3 separate regions of the Homo sapiens genome follow, and regions 2 and 3 are each linked to region 1. Evidence: chromatin loops called from intact Hi-C (ENCODE). Cell type or tissue: GM12878. All regions are shown on one strand.

Region 1 (8,000 bases):
GAACTTCTCTTGACTTAAATAAAAAGACTAAATTATGAACCAATCAAAAATAATAACTACAACTTTTTAAGACAGTACAATAACACTAAAGAGAAAAAACAAAAAGTTAAAAAGCAGGGGGGATTAAATCTAGAGTTTTTATTAGTTTCCATTTTGCAAGTTTGTTTGTTTATGCAATCAGTGTTACTATTATGCATTGCATGGCTCTACCAAAATATCTCACGTACCCCATAAATATATACACCTACTATGTACCCACAAAAATTTTTTAAATAAAAAATTTAAAAATTTTTTAAAAAGAAGCTCAACAAGTTTCAAGTAGGATAAACCCAAAGAGATCCACAGCGAGACACATTATCAAACTGTTGAAAGAATATGACAAGAAGAGAATCTTGAAAGAAGCAAGAGAGAGGTGATTCCTAAGGTTCAAGGGATCCCCAGTATATTAACAGCAGAACTCTCATCAGAAATAACGGAGGCCAGAAGACAGTAGATCAACGTATTCAAAGTGTTCAAAGAAAACAACTGTAAAGCAAGAATCTTATAGCTAGTAGAGTTTAACAAAAACAGAGAATTCATTGCTAGCAAATCTACCTTATAAGAATACTTATGAAGTTCTTTAGGCTGAAAGCACATGACCCTAGAGAGTAATATGAATACACACACACACACACACACACACACACACACCACCACCACCACCATCACCACCAGTAAAGGTAATTATGTAATTATAAAAGACATTATAAATGCATATTTCTTTTCCCTTCTTCTCAACAGATTCAAAAAGAGAGTATGTAAAACAATATGAATATGAATATAATTATACAGTTTGGCCTATAACATATAGAAATAAGATATATTGACCAATAACAACACAAAGAAGGTGGGTGAGGCCAGGCGTGGTGGCTCACGCCTGTAATCCTAGCACTTCGGGAGGCCAAGGCGGGTGGATCACGAGGTCAGGCGATCGAGACTATTCTGGCTAACACAGTGAAACCCTGTCTCTACTAAAAACACAAAAAATTATCTGGGAGGCTGAGGCAGGAGAATCGCTTGAACCCAGGAGGCGGAGGTTGCAGTGAGTCGGGATCACGCCACCGCACTCCAGCCTGGGTGGCAGAGCGAGACTCCGTCTCAAAAAAAAAAAAAAAAAAAAAAGGGAGGTGAGTAAGAGCAAAGCTTCATTGGGCTTAGGAAATAATCCAAAGGAATAAATTAAGAGAACTATAAATGGGGGAAAAGAAGGCTAATATAACAAAAGCCATAAATAATAGTTCTTTTTTTAAAAGACATCATGTTATAACTAATAATTGTAACAGTGTTTTGAGAGTTTATAACATATATGTAAACATAAACATAATGTTATATTAGAAAATAATGCCACAAAAGTTGGGAAGAGGGAATTGAATTATAGGGGTAGAATTTATATATTTCATTGGAATTAATTTAGTATAAACTTGAAGTATAGTCTGTTAAGATGTATGAGGAAAACCCTATAGTAACCACTAAGGAAATAACTCAAAGTATGTAGTGAAAAAGTCATTAAATAAATCAAAATGTTACACTGGAAAATATGCAATGCAAAAGAAAGCAGTAAAGGAGCAACAGAGGAACAAAAAAGGCATTTAGAAACATTTGGAAAACAAAAAGCAAAATGATAAGTCCAACTTTATCAATAATAACATTAAATGTAGATGGATGAAACAATCCAATTTAAAAAACAAACAAACAGGGATTGTCAGAATGGACAAAAAACCCTGATTCATGGTGCTGGACACAGGGGCTTATGCCTGTAATCCTAGCACTCTGGAAGGCTAAGGTGGGAGGCTTCCTTGACACCTAGAGTTTGAGACCGGCAACACTGGCAACACAGTGTCACCCCATCTCTACAAAAACGTTTAAAAATTATCCAGGTGTGGTGGCTTGTGCCTGTGCTCCCAGCTACTCAGTAGATTGAGGGAAGAGGATCACTTGAACCCAGGAGGTCAAGGCTGCAGTGTGCCATGATTGTGCCACCGCACTCCAGCCTGGGTGACAAAGTGAGATCCTATCTCAAAAGAAAGAAAGAAAGAAAATGAAGGTACACCAAACTTATGGGACGCAGTGAAAGCAAAGCTCAAACAGAAATTTATAGCAGCAAATGTTCACATTCTGAAGAAAGATCTCAAAATCATCACCCTAATCTTTGACCTTAAACGAGGAAAAGAAGAGCAAAGTCAACTTAAAGTAAGAAGAAAGAAGGAAATCATGATGAGAGTGGAATTTAGTGAAATACAGAATATAAAAATAATAGAAAATCAATAAAACCAAAAGTTGGTTCTTGGAAAAGATCAATGAAATTGATAAACCTTTAGTAAGATTGACCAAAAAAAGTGACATCTCAAGTTACTAGAATTAGAAATGAAATAGGAGATGTTATCACCAACTTTATTGAAATAAAAAAGATTATAAAAGAGTATCACAAACAACTGTATGCTAATAAATTAATCAGATGAAATAGATAAATATCTGGAAAAACACAAACTACCAAAACTGATTCAACAAGAAATAGAAAATCTGAACAGACCTATAAAAAGTAAAGAGTAATCAGAATTGCCCACTAGACAAACATCAGATCCAGATAGCTTCACAGGTAATTTACCAAAATTTAAATAATAGTTAATACCAATTCTTCATAACCACTTCAAAAAAAAAGAAGTGTTTCTATAAGGCTACCATTATCCTGATACCAAAATCAGACAGACAGTAGAAGGAAAGAAGAAAACTGCAGACTAATATCTCTTATAAATATAGACACAAAAGTCTTCAAGAAAATACTAGCAAACTGTCTTAGTCCATTTGTGCTGCTATAAACAAAATACTTGAGACTGGGTAATTTATAAAGAACAGGAATTTATTTCTCACATTCTGGAAGCTAGAAGTCCAAAATAAAGGTCCCTGCAGGTTAGGTGTCTGGGGAGGGCCTGGTCTCTCTGCTTCCAAAATGGTGCCTCGTTGCTGCATCCTCCAAAGGAGGGCAACGTTGTGTCCTCACATGGAGGGAGGGCCAAAGGACAAAAAGGGGCCTTAACTCATTCCCTCCAGCCCTTTCATAAGGCACTGATCTATTCATGAGGGCTCCATCCTCATGATCAATTTCCAAAACGTCCCGCCACTTAATACCACCACAATAGAGATTAAATTTCAAAATGAAATTTGAAGCATGTAGCTGGGACCACAGGCATGCACCACCACAAATGACTGCTTTAAAAAAAAAATTGTAGAGACAGGGTCTCACTTTGTTGGCCAGACTAGACTCAAGAGATCCTCCAGCCTTGGCCTCCCAAAGTGCTGGGATTGCAGGCATGAGTCACCACAACTGGCCCAAATTATAGACTTAAAAATAGTCAAAATGGTGAATTTTATGTTATTTAAATTTTACAATTAAAAAAAGGGATAATGGCAGATAGCAATAGCACTGTGCACTAACAACATGCCGTCACGACAAAAGAAACCCACATGCGCCATGTGACTGAGGAACTAGACTACAGGGCTATGAGCTAAAACATCAGAATACTGAAAGTTTAAGAAGGAGCTTACAGGAAGAGCTTCTTTTTCCAATACAAAGAAAATTACTTGAAAAAGAGGAAAAGAAAGAAACTTACTTCTTACACATACAAATAAATCTAAAAGGAAGAGAAAATGAAATGTTCTTTCACAGAAAGAGTGAATTCCCTCCCGACCAGAAGAAAGGGCATCCTCCCCCTTACCTCTTCCTGGGCTGATGGCTGTCAGGAGGGGTTTATGGTCACTCATTTTCTCCTGCCTCTGCTTTTGAGAGGCTAGTTCCTGTTCCTTTTTTGCTAGCAGCTTGCCAGATGGGTAGAAGAGGCCAACAGTCTGTGTTCCTATGTCCCTCTTAGTCCCAACATCAGATCTGGGCAAAGGAATATTCAGGGACTGCCAGGCACATCGGGGCCATGCGTGAGGCAGAAGACATTTTTAAAATTAGAATATAATTTAATCAATCTTGCATTTTACTTATAGAAAACAACTCTAATCAGAATAAAAAGTATCTCAAGAAAAGTGTACTTGGAACTAATAGGGTTTTCCAGCCTTTGCCTCATCTTCCTTGCTCCTGTCTTTCTCAGCAACTTCCAGCCTGATCCAGGATTAGCCATTTATTATCTAAAAGTCAGCAAATCAAGGGGTGTTTGCCGGCCTGCTTGATGCCTGGAAGATATCTATCCTTTTCAGCTCTGTAATCCAATAGAGCATAGACTTCACTACTAATCCACACTCAGCCACTGGTCACCAACATTTTCTCTAACATACTTTCCTGCATCTAAACCTGGGGACCTGAGAGGACTACCATGAAAGGTTGTGCGTTGCACAACGTCACTGCATTCAAAGTAGTACCATTCATATGGTGAACATCATATATTTGCATATGTATTAGGGTAATTTTTCTAGTAGAGAAACCAGTATATTACAAGCAATTTCCAATAGATGGCAGTCAAGTGTCTTGAGAAAAGAACACCTTTGTTTCATTTGCACAAAGGAATAAGGGCTAGTGGCAGTTTAGGATTTAAATCTTTCAAACTGGGTTAAGAAAGCCATGAACGGCTGGGCATGGTGGCTCATGCCTGTAATCTCAGCACTTTGGGAGGCCACGGTGGGTGGATCACGAGGTAAGGAGTTCGAGATCAGCCCGACCAACATGGTGAAACCCCATCTCTACTAAAAATACAAAAATTAGCCGGGCATGGTGGCACGGGCCTGTAATCCTAGCTACTCAGGAGACTGAGGCAGAAGAATTGCTTGAACCTGGGAGGCAGAGGTTGCAGTGAGCCAAAATTGCACCATTGCACTCCAGCCTGAGCAACACAGCGAGACTCTGTCTCAAAAAAAAAAGGTCATGAACTCCCTAAAACTGCATACAAAGTGCTGAGTGTATCCTCTAATAATGATCAATCTTTAACTTCTTATAATAAAGAGATAAGAAGAAACATGGAAAGTCTTTATCCAGCTTAGAGAAATGTATAAAATTATAAAAATCTAACACAAAGCCAGTTGTTAGAGCTTAAGTACTTCTGAAAATAACCTGGTGAGATTTGTCCTCAAACTATGCCCAGCTGTTATAAATTACAAAAGCAATCTTATATACCCTAAGCTTTCTAAAATATAAAAAAGGGGAAGGAAAAGTTCTCAGAATGCTACATAAGAAATTCAAGAGAAGTGCATTCTGTCTCATGTATTTTAAAGCCACTAAAGTGGCATTATGTCTACGGCCTTGCAAATGCAATTAAAATCTAAATTGACTGCATTTATTTACACACCTAGTTGAAATTCCATGTGAAAGTTCTAAAAGTTTTGGGTCTCTTCCCCGGGTTGATTCACAGGGTGGAGCACACACATTCAGAGTTACAGCCTCTTCCTGGGTACCAGTTCTTACTACAGGGGAGGCCTCACCTCAGAAAAAGGGCGAGGTTCCTCAGCAGCTAGAGCCAGGCTTCTGTCCAAGCTAAGTTTCACTAGGGACTTCACACAAATACCACAGGAGCCACAGAATCGGGCAGACAGGTGATTGCTGGCCCCACATTTAGGGCAAACAGAACAGCCAGCAGGAATGCCGAGCTAGAGGATAGAAAATATCTTGATGAATATTAGAGTTATAATTTCCTCATGTAAATTATTCTCATACCATACAAATTAACATATGCCCAGACTCTCTGACCCAGCCATTCTACCTTCCAGAATTTATCCTACAGATGGACAAGTACAGAAAGAAGTGTACTCCAGGTCAACCCCTAAAACACTGTGGTTTTAAAAGAAATCACTGAAAACAACACACATGTCCAGCAATAGGGATGGTCTAAATATAACACAGTACATACATACAAACAATGGATTATGAAGTCACTGAAAAGAATGAGGAGGTTACTAACAAGACACCTTGCTAGGTGAAAATAATTGGGTCAGTGTTCATAGCACCAGTTTACTTATACATGCATTGAATAGCTGAAAGAACATCTCAAGAACTGGATCTGAGCAATTGCTTCTGAGAGGAGAACTGTGGGACTTAGAGAGAGAGGAGACTAACCCTTCACTCTAAAACTTTTTTGTTATTTGCATGCGATACTTAAATAAATACATAGTCTTGAGTGTTTTATTATAAAGGCAGGCAGACATAATTCATTTTAAAAAATGCCAGTAGTCAATAAACGAGTGAAAAGGTTTAACCTCAAAGAAATGCAAGTCAAAACAGTCATCAGAGATGGCTCTCAGTGTAAGATAATTAATTATCTCTATCTCCAGATTCTTAGGTTATAGGTACCAGTAGCGAAATCACAAGAAGTGATTTCTGCAAGGCCATGGAAGAAGTGCCTGGCTCTCTCCAGGCCAGTGGTGAGGTGCTCAGTATACAGAATCTCAGTTTTAAAATACCCACCATGGCTCCACACCAGCCGCAGAAGGACGCCTCCCAGAGATTCCAGCGACCACATCTGTAGCAGGAAATGGTCCCCCCTTTCTGAGTGGGCGGAGGAGGGGCTTTATCCCCACTGCACATCGACTGGTGAATGAAATGGCATTTAAAGGCAGGATCAGTACTATATTCTCTAATCCCCCTCCCAATTCAAAAAAGATAAAAAATTCCCAGACAAGATGAGCCCCGGAAATAGTGTTTTTTTTGTTTTGTTTTGTTTTGTTTTTTTCCCAAAGGAGTACAGCTATGATGAGTTTCACCAATTAATAAATTAGTACATAGAGCTCACATTCCTTCATGGAGATAACAGAAAGTCAATGAAACTGGTACCTTGCACATCTTAATATTTTTCAATATCTTTAATATCAGGGATAGCAAGCCCTACTGTTGATTTAACAGAACAATATTAATGAAGGAAGAAGAGAGCTAAGCTACCTGAGCGGTCATGATTGAGGCTTATCTTCTATCCTTTGGAGTTTTGGTTTCCATAGAAAAATGTGACTTCATTTCCCATTCTTGACACATGAGAACAATTATTTTATATTGGGGACAGAGGCAGAATTGTTTTGTGAGAATTCCTGGGACTATGTTAGGTAAACCTATATTTGAATCTGTTGCTTCCTCACTATTGCCTGGTAGGAGACTTGCTCACTTCCCAAATGGGAGTGACAGCACAGTGGCTGCTACCTGACCACCCACCATGTGCAGGCTCCATTCCCACACTGCCCTGCACCCTCACGTCAGTCCCACTGTAGACCTGGGAGGTGGGTGCTGTCATTGTCCCCATCTTACAGAGGGAGAGCTTGGGGACACAGAGAGGGTGAGATGCACGATTAGAGCCATCTGACTCTAAAGCCTGGCTTCTCTCCCTGACTCCATACAGCCCCTTCAATACAATAGCTTACTCCCAGGTCTGTAGGGAGTTTCAGACGATTACCCACAGTTAAGTGGATAGGAATGCTTAGCACAGGGCCAAGCTCCACCGGCCAGCTTCCTTCCGGTCCCACCTTCCTTTCCACTAGACCCTGATTTCTTCAGGAGAAAGGACTATAATTTCACTTTTATTCCCCGCACTAGGACAGTCCTGGTACCTTGGCACATGGGAGTCATTCAAAAGGTTTTACTGAGTCAATGAATGACTGATTCAATTGGTAACTGAATGTGTATTACCACATATGCCAGGCACAATACTAAGAACACGCACACCAGGGAAAACATTTGCTAAGGGCACTTTTCCCTAAAGACACACATTTTAGTTCACTCTATCTGCCCAGCTCTATCCCGTTTTGCTTCAGGGACCGCTCTGTTATCTAGAATAGAAACCTACTCAAGAGAGGCCACATCAGCCCCCAGCATTCATAGACACCCGAGAACAGAGGGCCTCTTTGTGTGCGCTTGCCTTCATTTCTGTGCAATTAGAGGGAAACTCCTTCAGGTAAATCAAAGAGAAATTCTCTGCAAACTTTTGCTTCAGAACTTACATTTCAATTATCCTATTCTTAAAACAGGATTTTGGCATAAAGGTTGCTGA
Region 2 (8,000 bases), 1.2 Mb after region 1:
TTGGTATTTAAGGTGTTGAATTCATGATGACAGAAGACATTATCAAAGCAGAAGGTGGCTGGACGTTCATCTTCCTGGCTCTGCCTCACTCTAACTTTAACCCCTTTTATCTCCTCTCTTCCAGGCCATATACATGTTCTATGCGCTGGCCATTGTGTGTGATGACTTCTTCGTCCCTTCCTTGGAAAAGATCTGTGAGGTACGTGCCTCACATTCTTGGTATGTGTGAGCCAGACTGGGGACTGGACCTGTGCCCTGTACTGTTCCAGCCTCCTCACCAAAGTCCTGGGGAGCCCTCGCAGGGCAGCTGCAGCGGGAACACCAGGCATCACCATGTTTGAGAGCAATGGGCAATATTAGCACAAAAGTGTCATCGGTCTACTGAGCATTTCATGACTCTGATCAATAATCAGACGAAAACCCACAGGACCAACCTCCCCAACTCCATTTAGACCTAACTAATGGTACTATTTGTGTTTTCCTTCCCCATTTTCTTTTCCTTTTAAACTCACTCTTCCTTTCTGTTACTTCCTCCACCTCTCTCTCCTGTGTTTCCTTCTGCCTCCATAACTCTCCTTTGATATCCATGGCATCCTCGCAGGATTAAAAACCTCCAACCGCATACCTCTGCCATGCTTCCTCTCTCTGTATATGTACAGAAATGCTCCAAGCGGAAGCACTGAGATGAAAGAATTGGCCACGGAGATCAGGAAAGTGTCCCTGTTAGAAATCATCATAGTGCATGCCAGGCTGAACAGCAAGTTAAACCCCTTTCATCAAAAAATATTCAGCAGATCTAGAACTCTTTCATTCTCTTGCCTCTTTCATCTCTGTCTGTTTGGAAATGTAGCTTCCTTTATCTGAAAGCTTTCCATTTTATTTATTTATTTATATTTATCGGTTTATATTTTAATTCAGAATCCCTGTTTCCAGAAGGCATCTCCCCCAGACACATCTGTCGAGAACTCGGTTTCTTTATGCCAGTAGTTCTCAAAACTGGTTGTGTCTTCCCTTTCCTTCTCTCTCCCCTGAGTACCTGATCCAGTAGGTCTTGGGAGAGTGGGAGGGGGTAGAATTTGCATTTCTAATACGTTTTTCAGGTGATGCTGAGGCTGCTGCCTAGTCCAGGAACCACAGACTTAGAGAACCACATACCCTAAGCAGTGTCTTCTACATCCTGGAAGTTAGTGTTGGATACTTAAATAAATAAAAAGTGTCCCACAATAACAATATTTAGAGAGCCACAGGAGGTGTTCTCTTCCACAGTAGCACAGAGTAATTGAGGTGGCATCTGAAATGCACAGTGGGCAGGTGTGGAAGCCCTTTGTCTGAGGAATTCCACCTGAGAGTGGGGTCACCTTATGTCGAAGGGGAGGAGGTGTTCCTCACCTGTAACTGGAGTCCTCTGTGATCTCTGAAATACCACTATTGGGTGTTTTATTATTCATGCAGAGCAAAACAACTCTCTCTCTTTCCCATGCAATTTTTTTGGTGTGAATATCAAAATTATATTCTGGAAATGTCAGTACAGTTGTCAGCATGTGTTCTACTCAGTTGAGGACACAGAACCTGTGAATACCCATGCCCTTGTAGGGAGAGGCAATCAAAGAGCCAGAAAATGGCAGGAAAAGAGGGCAGGTGTGAGTCTTTTAACAAAAAAGTTATAAGGAGAGGAAAAGGAAAGAAAATGTTTAAGGAGGGTGAGGTGTTATTTTACTAGGTCCCTGATATGGTTCAGTCGCTAAACAGTGTGGTGTGACTATGTCTACCTGTCTTTAATCATCTCAAGAATTCTGCCAGGTGACTGATATTATCCCCTCTTTACAAACAAGGAAACCAGAGCTTAGAGAAGCTGAGCAACTTGCCCTGGGTCAAGGGATAGAGTCACTATTTGAGCCCAAGTCAGCCTGATTTCCAAGTCTTCAGGCTTTTCTCTACTCCATCCAGAGACGAGCCTGGACCAGGTCATGGTGGTGTTAGAACTGGCTGCACTGCCCAGACCCACAGCGATACTGGAGGAGTGGGCACAGAAGAGCAACCACATTTTCCTGGGCTCTCCCTGCTCCCACCCCAAATCTGGTCTTATAAGCAAGATTCATATAACAAGAGTGGGTGCCCCGTGCCTGTCTCCTGGAAAGACAATGTTGGCTCCATGGACCTTAAACAACCTTAATTGCTGGGGAAACATTATGTCTGTGAATGATGGGTGGGCTGAGGTCAGAGCTCACATATATTTAGAGATCCTGACATGTTTACATCTTCTAAGAGACGTGGAATCAGTTCTCCCTGGAGTTACACTTTCTCACAAGATGAGAGGATCATGACGTGGGTCCACCAGCAGTGGCCTGGAGGGCCTCTCGGCCCTGGATTCTGTTTACTGCCTGTGCTTTCCTTAATCACCTTTTAATGATTCGATACTCTGTGTTTCATGGTTACTCGTAGACTAAAACTGGGAGTGGGGCAGAAAAACACAGAAGGTTGTCGTTTCCAGCTTTTGTGAAAGATGAGTGGGGAGAGAAATCCACACTGTGCAACGAATCATTGCTTGGAGGTCAGGGCAGATTCTCGCTCAGTCTCAAATACTTTAAAGTTAAAAGCAGAAAAATGTGGGGTTCAGGAAAAGGCAAAGAAAAGAAAATGGGAGAAAGAGAAGGAGATAAAGGCAATGATCCAGGATCCGAAACTGGGGTCAGGCAGGCCCTGGTGCTTACAAAGCACCTGCTCCATGCCAGCCCCTTCCCCTGTCTGGACCTTACTTTCTCCTTGTGTGAAATGACAGCCCCTAGATTTTGAACAGTCCAGAGATACCATTGCAGAACGTGCAGAGAGGGTCTCCAGAGTTTAGAGAAATCCTATAAGCCACAGTAGACAGCCTCAGCTGCACTGAGGCGGGAAGGGAGAGAGGCATTTCAGGAAGAAGAGTGAACATGAACCAAAGCGCAGCGAGTGGAAGGGCCTGGCATCCCCAAGGACCATGAGGTGGCAGGCCTGGCCGAGCAGAGGCTTGTCTAGGAAAGGTGAAGTCGGATGGGGAGGGTGGGAGGCTTTGGGACCCATGTGGAGGCTTCCAGGACAGCAGTGGGACATTTGAGCAGCGGAGGATGTGACAATAGGTCTGGAACACTACTCACCCCTCTGACGTCAGCACTAAGCTGGGCTCTGCCTGGACCAAGCTCTATGCCAGGGGCTGGGAGGAAACTAGATCACACACAGCATGTCCCATCCCATCCCAGGGCTCCTAGCTGCAGAGCAGCTCCAGGGTAATATCCACAGGGGGCTGGAGGAAGTGGCGGGGAATTGGCAAGTGCAGAAGTGCAGAGAGAGAGTGGGGGAAGGAGAGATTGACGCTGCGAGGGACAGAGTTGGGAGGAGATCAGGAAAGGGCTTGTGCAAGGGGCAGGATTAGAACAGCCCTTAGAGGGAAGGTGTCAGTGGCCAAGTATTTTGAGGAAGGGTATTTGGTGAGAGAATGTGTGAGCCGCAAAACCAAGATGGGGTTTTGCACCAGCATACAGGGAGCCCTGCAAGCCAGGCTGGGCGTTAGGAATTATTCCAAGCTCTGGAGGGAGCTGGGGAGGGCTTTTCAGGGCTCTGTCATGGTAGATAGGAGTCCAGAGTCAAGAAGACTAGAGTCCTGTGAGATATTGCCAGGGCTGAAGTGAACTGGGGATGATGGAGGGGTATAAGAAGATACAGAGGAAGAAACAAACTGGCTGGATGAAGGAGAGAGGGGAAACGGACATGAACCCAAGGTTTGGATGCCACAACTAATACCCCAGCAGGACAGAACCACAGCAACACATGGCTCCCGCCTCCTGGCAGGTCTCGGCAAACCATACAGGGAGCTGCGAGCTGTGTCAGGCTACCTCACTCACAGACTCTTAGCTCCATGGGACAGGAGTGCTTGGGCACCCCTCACAGCCACACCTTGCAACTTTGCGCTATCTGCGCCTCCATCTTAGGATCTGCTCGGCATCCCATGTGAAGCTTCGCTGTCCAGCCGACAGCGAAGCGACCCAGGATCCTAGATCAAAATCCTCAGTTAGGGCTTCTCCTGCAGACTATTGTGGGTCACTCAATGGAGGCCAGTGACCTACATCAGGGCCACACCGCCCCTCTCTGGCTGAGCAAGGAAGTGCAGCTGTAGGTGCCACTGGGAAGAGAAGGATGTCACTCAAGCTTGACTGCCAGGAGGGAACTGGCTATTCACTGGCAGCCAGCAGCATACTTTCTGGGTCATGACTGAATGCAGAAATGCAAAATCTGGTTACCAGCCTCTAATGTATAATTGCCTTGTCTTCTTGTAAATCACCTTTTGGTTTAACAAACAGAGTAACCTGGAGAGCTCATTGTATAAACCCCGTCTTGGCAGGGCTGATGCCTCATTACCTTCTTTTCAGCCTTAAGCCCCCACTCCCACTCTCTGATCCCGGGGTTTCCAGAATGCCTCAAGGAAGGGGAGTGGGTTTCAGGAGGGTGATCCCCACATCCACACCCCAACATGCCTCCATAACCTCCTAAAGACTCACAAACTGGTTACCATGAGCGTCATTTAGCCTGAGATCAGCATAGTATCACAAAAATCAGGAAGTTTTGCATAAAAGGTTGGATTATTGGCATCTCTTAAAAATCAGAATATCTGGCCACACTGAGGGAACTGGGCAATGCTGCCCATAGAAAGAGGTGAATGCCCCCACCATAGCCTCAGACCTACCGCCTGCTGTGGCCTCCCATGGGCCCACTCCACTCCTGACTGTCATCTGCACAGCCCCTGCGGGAATTGGGTTGAAGACCCCTAGATCTTCCCAAGAGCCTTTAGCTCATAAGGACATGTAGTTCCCTCCCCAAACCTGTCCCTTAAGGAGGACATTGAGAGGAGCTCTGACTCAGCAGGGGATCGGCAGCAGTGGCTGCGCTCTGTGAGAAGGAGAAGGAGGCTGAGAGGGACTAAGTACCAGCCCCAGGTCCCATCGGTCCTACTCTCGCTGAAGCCCCAGTCTTTGCTTCTCAGGGCTTGGACTCTCGGGTGTCACAGTCACCTCTCTTCCGAGATGGAATCCCAACTCACCTGTGCTTTGTCTTTGCTCCTCTGTAGCGCCTGCACCTCAGTGAAGATGTGGCTGGGGCCACATTCATGGCAGCGGGAAGTTCGGCCCCAGAGCTGTTCACATCGGTCATAGGTAGGTGACAGACTGAGGGACATCTCAGACCTTCACTGTCTGAAGGAAAAGGGCTCTGGGAATGGATGGCCCCCAGACCGAGATTGTCTGCCACTCATAGAAAATGATAATCCAGGGACCCCAATGAGTAGAACATCAGCCTCCCATCTGCCGTTGTTGTTTTATTTAAGTGATGCTTTTACTGTGCATGAACTTGTCCCAGACCCCAAGCCCATCACACTCCTGTGCAGCTATCATCCCTCTGTAGATTAGAAAGCTCTCTCCACCCCTCAGCTGTTTCCTGTAGATTCTGAGAACAATCTAATGCTTATGAAAGGTTCCCCATGCCCACCTTGGAATGCAACAGGGCCACAACAGCCAGGCTGATGTGGGATCTGTGTTTCAGGGGTCTTCATCACCAAAGGCGATGTGGGAGTTGGCACCATCGTGGGCTCAGCGGTATTCAACATCCTGTGCATCATTGGTGTCTGTGGGCTCTTTGCTGGGCAGGTAAGACTGGCGGCTTCTTTGTGATGGCAAAATGTGACATTGGGGAAAGGGGAGGCATGGAGTTTAGGCAGGAGACTGTCTTGCTGGAACACAACTTGCATTAGGGCCCAGTGGTTTGGGCAGCAGTGATTTGGGACCTCACATCCCAGGAGGCTGGCCCAGCTAGAAGTGGAAACTGGTAATCCACCATTACTTGGTCTCCATGTTGATGGAATATAGAATGCTCAGGTCCACATAAATAATTAACCAGACTGAAAGATGTGGGTTACAATCTGAAGGGTTCCACATTCATTTTGGTATGTTACTGATCTGAACTAGAATGGCCTAAAACAATTTTAGGTATGATTTTTGCTCATTGGAAATAGAATACATGAGAATCTGCTAAACACAATGAGAATACATGAGAATCTGCTAAACAAAACATGCAGTCATCACGGTTTAGGACACAGCCTAACCTTTTTTGACTGTGGTAGAGCATTTCATTTCTCTATTATAACGTGCCTTTGGGGTTATGAAGGGCTTAGCAAGCCTGCAGTTTACCTATGGAGTTGATGCCACTTCCAGGTGGTGTCCTGCTATCTGAGTTCTTTATGAATACTGGCGTCTGTTTTGGAAAGTCTGGGGAAGGTGCTCAGAAGCCACTGCGTGGGAGGCTCTGGGCGACAAGCCTACACTGCAGCAGCACCTGGAGGTTTGTTTGCAGGGTTTGCAACTGTTTTGCCAACTCTGATATCCTAAATTTCTTCATAGGGATTTTATTCAGAAACAACACAACCCTGAGATCTCTGCCCAAATACCCACAACTTTGTGTATCTTCTAGTAAAAGGCACTTCTAAAAGCTCATGGAGGCTACTCCACTTACAATATCAAGGAACCTGCTGATCCTAACCACTTGATCAGCAGCCTTGATATGAACAGTGCACTGTTCTCCTAGAAGTGGCTGATTGGGTCAGGGGGCTAAGGAAAGCCCCGGGGCAGCCTTCCCCCTACCCTTTGCCAGGGCCCTCACCCCACAGCAGCGGCAAGGGGCACCCCATGCTGCCCGTTCCACTGATGTAGACTCGAGGGTCTCCATGCAGGATACCCCGGGTCCACCATTGCATTCTCCACTGCCCATTTTTACTTCCGTCATCTTCGTGCCTATTGATTTGTCTGGATTGCCTGGTGTGTCAGTTGCCTTCAGGTGACACGCAGAGGGACACCTGGATCTCATCGGGATTCAGCTCCAGGGCCCACAGGTGGATGGGTCCCTTCTATCTGGAAAAGGGGCTCCCAGTACATGGTGACTGAGCTCTGCTCAGCTCCTTAGACTGAATGATTTCCCTCTTCTCATCCTCTCAGTCAATGAGCTCATGTCTTAGATTTTGTGTACCCACAATATGTGCTTTTTAAATCTCCCATAAATGTAGTTAGTATTTTTTTAAAAAATGAGTCTCTGCCTTTGCCTTTGGTGCTATTTGCACTTCCCTGGCTCTCCTTTGCCTTGGACACCTGCTTGTGGCCTTCCACAGATGAACAGTTGCACCCAGCAGAAGAGTCTGTCGCTGTTAGCACTCTCCTAATTGGCATTGTCACCATCAGCAGTATGGTTATTAGTCTGGCTGTTATTAGTGTTGTCATTAGTTCATTCATCATTTGTACCTGAAGCTTGATTCACAAGCAAGCCCAAAGGAAGAGAGATAATGTAGAGAAATGAAACAAATGACTGGGGAGCATCTAGTCAGTGCCACACAACTAATTACTTATGAAATGGCTTGGATGCATGTGTGGCTCATCACTCATTAGTAACGCGGTTCATCCCAGCTTGGTTGGAACACCTGCATCAAAGGCAAAGGGCTCCCTGAACTCCAAAAAATGCTGGTGTCTGTCCCTTGACTCACCCCAGAAGGTCTTTGCTGGCTCACCTCACAACCCTGTAGCCATGGACAGAAGTAACAACCATGACTGTTGGGAGAAGCAGTCCACAGTCCACGCGATGACTCTGGATGCCAACCTTTCCTTCTGACTTTCCTGTCATGTGCCAAACTGGAGATTTTCAAGGCCATCCAGCTCAGGGTTTTGTAGGATCCTTCAAGTCTTTGCAGAGGAAGCAAAATTATGTTTTGGGAAGAACATGGGCTGGGGAATCAGACGGGTCTGGGTTTAAATCCTGATTCTGCCATTTTCTGGCTGTGGAACCCTGGAGAAGTTACTTATGTTCTCAAAGCCTCATTTTTCTCATCTATAGAGTGGGTACAAGCACACCTACTTCCTAGTGTTGCCATCAAGATGAATTGTAGCATGTTCAGCATTAATAGACCTGCTCTACATGGTAAGTCAGTCTCAGTTAGA
Region 3 (8,000 bases), 220 kb after region 1:
TCCGAATGGTTACCTGAATTGGGTTTGGTCCCAGGTGTGGATAGATGTGCCCCCCAAGGTTTGCTGTAAATCTCCATTTTTCTAAAGCAGTGTCTGACCTGGATTTGCTGCCAATTTGTAAGCTCTCATGAAATAAAAGTTAATTAAAATAGAGAAAGGAAATGTGTAATAGTCCTTGGAACCCGCGTGGTCTCATAGATGCTTAGCATACTTGTAAAGGCTTAATTAACACACTCACTGGATAGAGACACGTAGGGCCTGGCAGGCAGAGGAAGAAGGACTGAGCAAACATTTCCATTCTTCCTTCCCAGTCTCCCTCCCTTGCTAGCATGCTGTGATGGCCAGTGATGCGGCAGTAAGGGGACAGCGTGATAGAAACGTGAAGCTGGGCAACCTGTTCAAAGCCTGATTTTTTTTTTTTTTTTTTTTTTTTTGAGATGGAGTCTCGCTCTTGTTGCCCAGGCTGGAGCACAATGGCGCCATCTTGGCTCACCGCAACCTCCGCCTCCTGGGTTCAAGCAATTCTCCTGCCTCAGCCTCTCGAATAGCTGGGATTACAGGCGCCCACCACCATACCCTGCTAATTTTGTATTTTTAGTAGAGACGGGGTTTCTCCATGTTGGTCAGGCTGGTCTCAAACTCCTGACCTCAGGTGATCTGCCTGCCACGGCCTCCCAAAGTGCTGGGATTACAGGTGTAATCCCACTGTGCTCGGCCTTTTTTTTTTTTTTTTTTTTTTGAGACAGGGTCTTGCTCTGTCACCCAGGCTGGAGTGCAGTGGTGCGATCATGGCTCACTCCAGCCTCGACCTCCCAGGCTCAAGTGATCCTCCTACCTCAGCCTCCTAAGTAGCTGGGACTACAGGCATACGCTACCATGCTGGGCTAATTTTTGAATTTGTGTAGAGAGGGAGTTTTACCATGTTGCCCAGGGTGGTCTTGAACTCCTGGGCTCAACTGATCCACCTAGGGCCTCAGCCTCCCAAAGTGCTGAGATTACAGGCAAGAGTCACCATGCCTGGCCAAAGCCAGATTTTTAAAGTGGAACATAATCTTTCTTTTTTGTTTCTGTATTAGTTTATTCTCATACTGCTATAAAGAAATACCTGAGACAGGGTAATTTATTAAAAAAAAGAGGTTTAATTGGCTCACAGTTCTGCAGGCTGTGCAGGAAGGATGGCTGCAGAGGCCTCAGGAAACTTACAATCATGGTGGAAGGTGAAGGGGAAGCAGGCACATCTTCACATGGCCAGAGCAGAAATAAGAGAAAGCAGGGGGATGTACTACACATTTTTAAACAACCAGATCTCATGAGAACTCACTGTCACGAGAACAGCAAGGGGGAAGTCTACCCCCATGATCCAGTCACCTCCCACCAGGCCCCTCCTCCAATGCTGGGGATTCCAATTCAACATGAGATTTGGGTGGGGACACAAATCCAAACCATAGCAGTTTCTGACTCTTTTTGTATTGAGGAACATGTCTGATGTAGTAGGCTAGACTTCAGTGGTAGTAACTGAGGGTCTTGGAATGACTAATGACATTAAAAAAATCACAAATGAAAAGTCCACATGAAAATGTAAGCTTTTTATTGTGAAATAATTTGAGACTTACAGAAAAGTTGAAAAAACAGAGTTTCCATATACTTTTTAACCCAACTGCCTCTAGTTTCAATGTCTACATAACCATAGTACAATGACCAAGACTTTGAAATTAATGTTGATATAGTACTATTATATTAACTATATTACAAACCTTATTTGAAGTTCACTAGGTTTTTTGTTTGTTTGTTTGTTTTTCAGACGGATTCTCGCTCTGTCTCCCAGGCTGGAGTGCAGTGGCGCGATCTCCGTTCATTGCAAGCTCCACCTCCCGGGTTCATGCCATTCTTCGGCCTAAGCCTCCCAAGTAGCTGGGACTATAGGCACGTGCCACCATGCCCGGCTAATTTTTTTGTATTTTTTTAGTAGAGACGGGGTTTTACCATGTTAGCCAGGATGGTCTCGATCTCCTGCCCTGGTGATCCACCCGCCTCGGCCTCCCAAAGTGCTGGGATTACAGGTGTGAACTACCGCGCCCAGCCAAAGTTCACTAGGTTTTTTAAATGTCTTTTTTCTGCTCCGGGATAATGCAGGATTCCACACGGCATTTAGTTGTCATTTCTGCTTAGTCTTCTCCAATCTGTGACAGTTCCTCAGCCTTTCCTTGTCTTTTGTGACATTGATACTTTTCAAGAGTACTAGTCTACTGTTTTGTAGAATGTTTCTCACTTTGGGTTTTCTATGATTATATTGAGGTAATACATGTTGACAGGAATAGGAAATAGCACAGAAGTGATCTTGTGCCCTTCATAGTGCATCCTACCAGGAGGTATGTGGTATTGATTTGTCTTGTTACCTGTGATACCAGCCTTATTACTTGGTTCAGGTGAAGTCTACCAGATACCTCCATGTTAGATGAAGTGCTAACCTCTTTCCCCTTGTCTGTCCTCTGGCTCATTCACAGCAGACAGCTCTCTCTCAGCTTTGCAGGGAAAGAAGCCAGCAGATGGCATTGACTCTGCTTCTCTATCCCCCTTCTGCCACCGTGGTAGCAGAGCTACCCTTTCCTGGGCTGAGTCCAGCCTCTCCCTGGGGCCAGGACCAGCTACATAATTTGAGAGGCCCAGTGTAAAATGAAAATGTGGGGCCCCTTGTTCAAAAAATATTACAAATTTCAAGGTGGTGACATAGAGCATAAAACGAAAGGTGGGGCCCCTCTGAAGATGGGGCCTGTGTGACTGCTCGGCTGTGGGTCTAGACTGACCTGGGCTTTGGAGCCCTTCCCTTCCACCTCCTCAGCAGCTTCCTGGAAGCCTCTGTCCTCTTGTTGGTTCTGTCTGCCTCTCACAGTCATCCATCTTATCCCATTGGGTTTTAAATATGCCCAAATGTCTCCAATTGAGAAATGCTTCCATTTCCTCCCTTCTGCTCTGCCACAGTGTCCTTGGGTCTGTAAAGGTTCTCACCGAGGGCCCCAGTGACCTCACATTGCTTTATTTCATGCCCATTTTTCAGAACACTTTTCTTGCCACTGCTGCCCACTTTTGCCCCTGGAAATGGCTGGAGCCTTGTTTCCCAGGACGTCATTCTCTCTGGGTTTTTGTCTTGCCTCTGGCTACTCCCTCTGGTTTTATTTGATCATTATTCCATAGTTTTTAGTTATTATTCTGCTTTAACTCTATTTGGAGAAAAATTTTAGTCTTTTTTTCATTCTAAATATTTTTCTGGAAATGGTAGAATAGTACATTTTGCCTTTAGAATCTTCACCTTTCTTTCAACCAGTACCCTCTTCTTGTTTAGGTCAAAGGGTACAAAGATGCAGTTATTTTGGGTGAGTAAGTCTCAAGATCTAATGTACACCATAAGGAGTGCAGTATCATATTGTGCACTGGGAGTAGATTTAGGAATTCTCAGCACACACAGAATAAAGGACGGTAACTGTGTGAGATGCTGGACATGTAATTTACTTGACTGTAGTAATCACTTCACTATGTGTATGTAGATCAGAGCATCATGCTGTACACCTTATACAATAAATCCCTCTCCCCAAATCAAAAAATCCTCAAGTAGGCATTTTTTAAACTTCTAACGAGCCATGTTAACTTATAAGGATTAAAAAAGACTTTTAGTTATTTCTGAATCCTTTAGGAGTTTTCTCCTCAAATACACAAATTGTCTTGCATCAACTTCATTTACATGGACCAGTTTCCTGGCCCCCAGAAGCCTCAGACCCTGAACATTGCACTGCGCTCTGCCCCTAGCTCTCCAGTAGGTGGCGGTGGGTAGGCGCAGAAGCGGCCTGTGTTAGGTTGGTGCTGGCCTGTGCCTGGGGCCTCTCTCTGCCTTTTCTTCTGAATTAGAAGGAGTTTCCTCTTGGAGCAAATAGCTAATTTGCTTGCTTTTGTGTTGATAGGAGGAGCACAGCCAAATTCTTTTTACTGATAGATAAACACGTGTTTCTATCAATTAAGCTTTTAATTCTCAGTGTTTTATTTTTCCATTATATTCCAATCAGTAATGAAAACTGCTACAATTACATTAAAGAAAAATGGTTCTTTTGGCAAATTTCAACGTTATAGAAAAATGATTCTTTTAGCAGGTTCTTTTAAAATATAAATAAGTTCTTTAAACTATCTGAACAAATGGATGATGTGTGTGTGTATATGGATGTATATGTGTGCATGGGTATGTGTGCATATGTGTATGTGTGTGTATGTGTGTGTGTATATGTGATGTGTGTGCCCATGTGCATGTGCATGTGGGTATGTGTGCATGCATTTGTGTATGTATGTAAGCACCAAGTGTCGTTTTGGTATTTGATGGTGTGCTAGGCACTGTGAGGAAGAGAAGGAACTGCTGCTGCCCAGCCTGTGCAGCCGGGGATAGATTTTGGGCAACATAAACCTGAAAGGTTAATGACAGTGAAAGAGGTGGACAGCATAAGACAACTTAGGAAAGGTTACAAGACCATTCAGTTTGTGCTCCTCCTTAGAACTCTTCAGTGCCTTCCAAGTGCATTTTGCTGAAGCCTTGCATTCCTTGCTGTCATTTGCCAAGGCCTAAGTGACCAGGCGTCCGTGGCCCTTTCTTGCCTGCTCTGTGGCTGTCTTTCCCTCCATCCCTATGCTTCACCTACTGCATCTGCTGTTGCCTCCTCTCCCTTGCTGAGAAGAGGGTCAAGCTCTTTCCTACCTCGGAGCTCTTGTCTCAATTCCAGGGTCTCCCCCTCCTTCTCCAAGAATCTCTGACCCCCACAGTTCCCAGGAAGCCCCTTCGGCTACTCTACTCTGCCCTGTTGCTCTGATGGTGTATTTCACAGACTTCACACCATCTGCTATCATGGTCCACACCACTCATAAAACTCAAGCTCCCTGAGTGTTGTTCACTGCCCTGTCCAGGGAGGTGTGTGTGGGTGGGAGGGGTGGTGTTTGTTTAGCAGTGGTGCTCACAGCTGGTGGGCTGTGGTGTCTATGAATGTCCTGAGTTCAGAGAAGGCCATTGTCACTGCTGTTGCCTCTCAGCCGAGTGGGCCTCCCAGGGGACCGGAGGTTTTAGCTGACCTTTAAGGATATGGAAAGTAGAAGGGATTCCCAATTATTGTTTTCAAATTTCTACTTCAAATAAGGGTAGATTCTTATTTTCAAGAATCTCAGAGCTCTACTTATGTGATGCAGCTACTGCTGGTGAAGACTGAGCTGGTAAAGGTAACCAGCAGTTTGCCTTTCTAACTGGACCGCTGCTTGTTTGCAGAACTGGCTGCTGCAGCATCTGCATGCTTTCCATGCAGCATACCCATCACATTATAGGCTGCTGCGTGGGTTTCATGCTATGTCCTGGCAGTGATAAGTTGGAAGGAGAGCATTACATTCTTGCTCCAAATGACATATTTCCAAAGGGAACAGGACATGGAAGCAGCAGCAGAACCAACTGACTGCTGTTTTGCCTGGTGCATTTTTTGCAGGAGAACACGATTCTGGTAGGAACATCCTGCTTATTATTACCTAGTGCATGATTGCTGGTGCATGAGCTCTTCCATTGGTGGCTAGATATTGGGAGATTTTAACACCCTAGCCTGCCATTTCTGTGATAGAAGCTTATTCTTGTCTTGTTTTAATCTTAAGTGCTCTTTCTCTGCGTAGGGCTTGTTTTCCTGAGCCTCACATGGATTGGGGGGCAGATGGAGGTTTTTCCTGGTGAGAAGGGCCATTGGTAATTGAAGGACTCTTCCCTGGGGCCTAGGGCCCACTTAGTTCATAGTGTTGCCATTAATTATTTACATTCTCATTTATTTAGTGCCATCGAAGCCCTCATTAAATTGAAATGCTGGAAGGAGCTAAAAAAATGAACTTTCAAGTATACATGTTTGAGTTAACGGACGTGTTTATTGACAAATCACTGGGATGAGTTGGCTAGCGAAACACGGTGCCTTCAATTTTACGGAGCTATTAATTTTACGCTCCTCTGAGTATCACCGTTGCTCTGTCCATAATTTTCTCTGTATACTTGTCTTATCAGCAAGCATTAATCCCTGAGCCTGGACCTTGGAATGTCAAGATTGAGACATTCATGGCTTTTGTAGGATCTGAAAGAAATATGTAGGGTAAGGGGGTGTGGGGGAAAAGAATTACATTTGGTTTTATTTATTTATACTTCCAGTGACAGGGGCAGCCTTTTGATTACCTGCTGTGGAATCCAGAGGTGAAATGAAGGACACATGAGCACACAGGTGGCTTGCTTCTACCAGGTGGCCCCATCACAGGTGCACAGAGGGGAGCTCTCACTTGCTGCATATTTCAGTTTGGGGGACAAATCAAATGAGAAGTACTCTGAATATAAGGAAGAATTATGTTGTTGCTAATAACTTTGCATCTCTTCATGGAAGAACAGTTATTTAAATGTACTCCTTTTCACTCTGTTTTTAGGCTTGAATTCTAGATTCTAGCTCCCTAATTGTGGTTGGTTTCAGCTTCAGTGTTCACATGGCCTGAACCAAGCTCGAGTTGTTGACTTGCTGCAGGAGTATGTTTTAAAGTCTGGTTGCCAAGATGGTAGCCAGATCTTGTCAATTACTCCAGAAATATTAGTTCATTTTGTCATATTAATTTATTGAACAAACGCTGACTGAGGGTCCAGCTTTGTTTATGCTGAAGTATCACCAAAACAGAAGTGGGAACTCAGCAAAGCGTCCTCATTACAGAGTTGTTGCTGTTGTGCAGTCTTTGTCAGTGACGCTGACTTCTGGGACGTAGGCTGCCACATGGAAGGCCTCCTACCAGGGCTAGGGCGCCACCTGGCCAGACCTCTCACCACACATGGAATCACCTGGATTTCTGATCCTTTCTGTCTGAGCACCTGCTTTCCATGAATTATGAGATCAGCTCAGCCCTCTGGGGAGTGAGTTGGGTGTAGAGATGGTGGAGCTCCTGACCTCACTCAGCCCAGCCCACTGCTCTGCACAGTCAGAATTTATCCTGAGTCCTTGTCAGTGCCTGGGGGAATGCCTGCCTATTGCATGAATATTTGGTATGAAAGGGTGGGAGCTTAGTAGATGTTTTTCTTCCTGGTGGAGAGCTGTAAGGGATCACTTTTATCACTTTAATTTGTTTCCAAATAGATGGTTGTCCTAAGTCAGCTCATAGTGGGCTTAAAAAGAAGCCTTTACAAGGCTGGCATGACTGTCTCTTTGTTGGGGACCCATTGATGAATTGATTAATCAATTGACTTTCACCTTACCATCTTAAATCCATAGCACAGGTTAAGGAAATTGCAAAAATTGAAAAGAGTTTTTTTCTCTTCTACTGGAATATGTCTGGTAAATTAAAAACTAGGATCTGTTTCTTTTCTACCATTGACACATAAGACATTTCTAATCTCCAACCAGAGCAAAATATCTGTTTTGCTTTAAACCAGTCTCTCAGGACACTAATGGGGTAGTGCATTTAAGGTTTAAGGGCTTTATTTGTTTGTTCCTGTATATGTGTTTTGGGCAGATTCCTAGTTATTTTAATCTTATAATCTCATTTGTGTGTGTGTTAAAAAAAAACGAACTCCTTACCTTGCTGACTTGACCTGCCAAAGATTAACAGCATCCTTTTTATTCTGAAGGGAGAGAGGTAGAGTTTTTCCTTCCATGGATTTATACATTGTGCATAGCAATAATTTAGTTAAACAGACTCAGTATTTTAATTGGGAATTCTTAGCTTGTTAAGTGATTTACCAGGAGCTTCACAGTCCCGGGTAATTGTAGAAAAATGTTCTGCCAGTCAGTGGTGTTTTGCAGAAAACCTTGCCGAAACATTTGCTTTAGTAATGGAGAGAGAATGAAAGATCTGGAAGTGATAGAATTCTAAAAAATGCAGCACTTGCTATACTTTTTTTACAGGCATAGATAAAACCCTTATCTACACAGAGGTGTTTGCCAGCTTGCCGCAGTATAGGTGTAGTCTGTAATGACTGATGA

Evidence for each region. Peaks named below come from ENCODE experiments on the same cell type or tissue, not always from the same donor. Only the 100,000 strongest peaks of a DNase experiment are listed, where the experiment ranks them.
Region 2: it touches region 1 in a loop (4-fold over the local background); 4 of 110 quality-filtered maps call a loop at or near these places.
Region 3: it touches region 1 in a loop (2.3-fold over the local background); 15 of 110 quality-filtered maps call a loop at or near these places.

The regions. Positions count from the first base shown.
Region 1 is chr20:18,408,894-18,416,893 of GRCh38, forward strand. DZANK1 (double zinc ribbon and ankyrin repeat domains 1) reads right to left here. Exons shown (of 21, transcript NM_001367614.1): 11 at 6,434-6,556; 12 at 5,455-5,619; 13 at 3,753-3,960. Among named protein-coding and RNA genes, the nearest start is that of LINC00851, 34 kb to the left of the region's middle. RefSeq lists an enhancer at 3,689-3,738 and a silencer at 4,609-4,658. In GM12878, a CTCF peak has its summit at 4,496 (motif pointing right); DNase peaks (open chromatin) are centred at 3,848 and 4,388; H3K4me3 peaks cover 848 bases; H3K27ac peaks cover 1,436 bases.
Region 2 is chr20:19,579,876-19,587,875 of GRCh38, forward strand. It overlaps SLC24A3 (solute carrier family 24 member 3), which reads left to right. Exons shown (of 17, transcript NM_020689.4): 4 at 125-199; 5 at 5,096-5,180; 6 at 5,566-5,669. Among named protein-coding and RNA genes, the nearest start is that of RIN2, 170 kb to the right of the region's middle. RefSeq lists an enhancer at 3,400-3,901. In GM12878, a CTCF peak has its summit at 4,118; a DNase peak (open chromatin) is centred at 4,096; H3K27me3 peaks cover 226 bases.
Region 3 is chr20:18,628,580-18,636,579 of GRCh38, forward strand. All of the region lies in intron 4 of DTD1 (D-aminoacyl-tRNA deacylase 1), which reads left to right. Among named protein-coding and RNA genes, the nearest start is that of DTD1, 45 kb to the left of the region's middle. In GM12878, a CTCF peak has its summit at 3,816 (motif pointing right); a DNase peak (open chromatin) is centred at 3,842.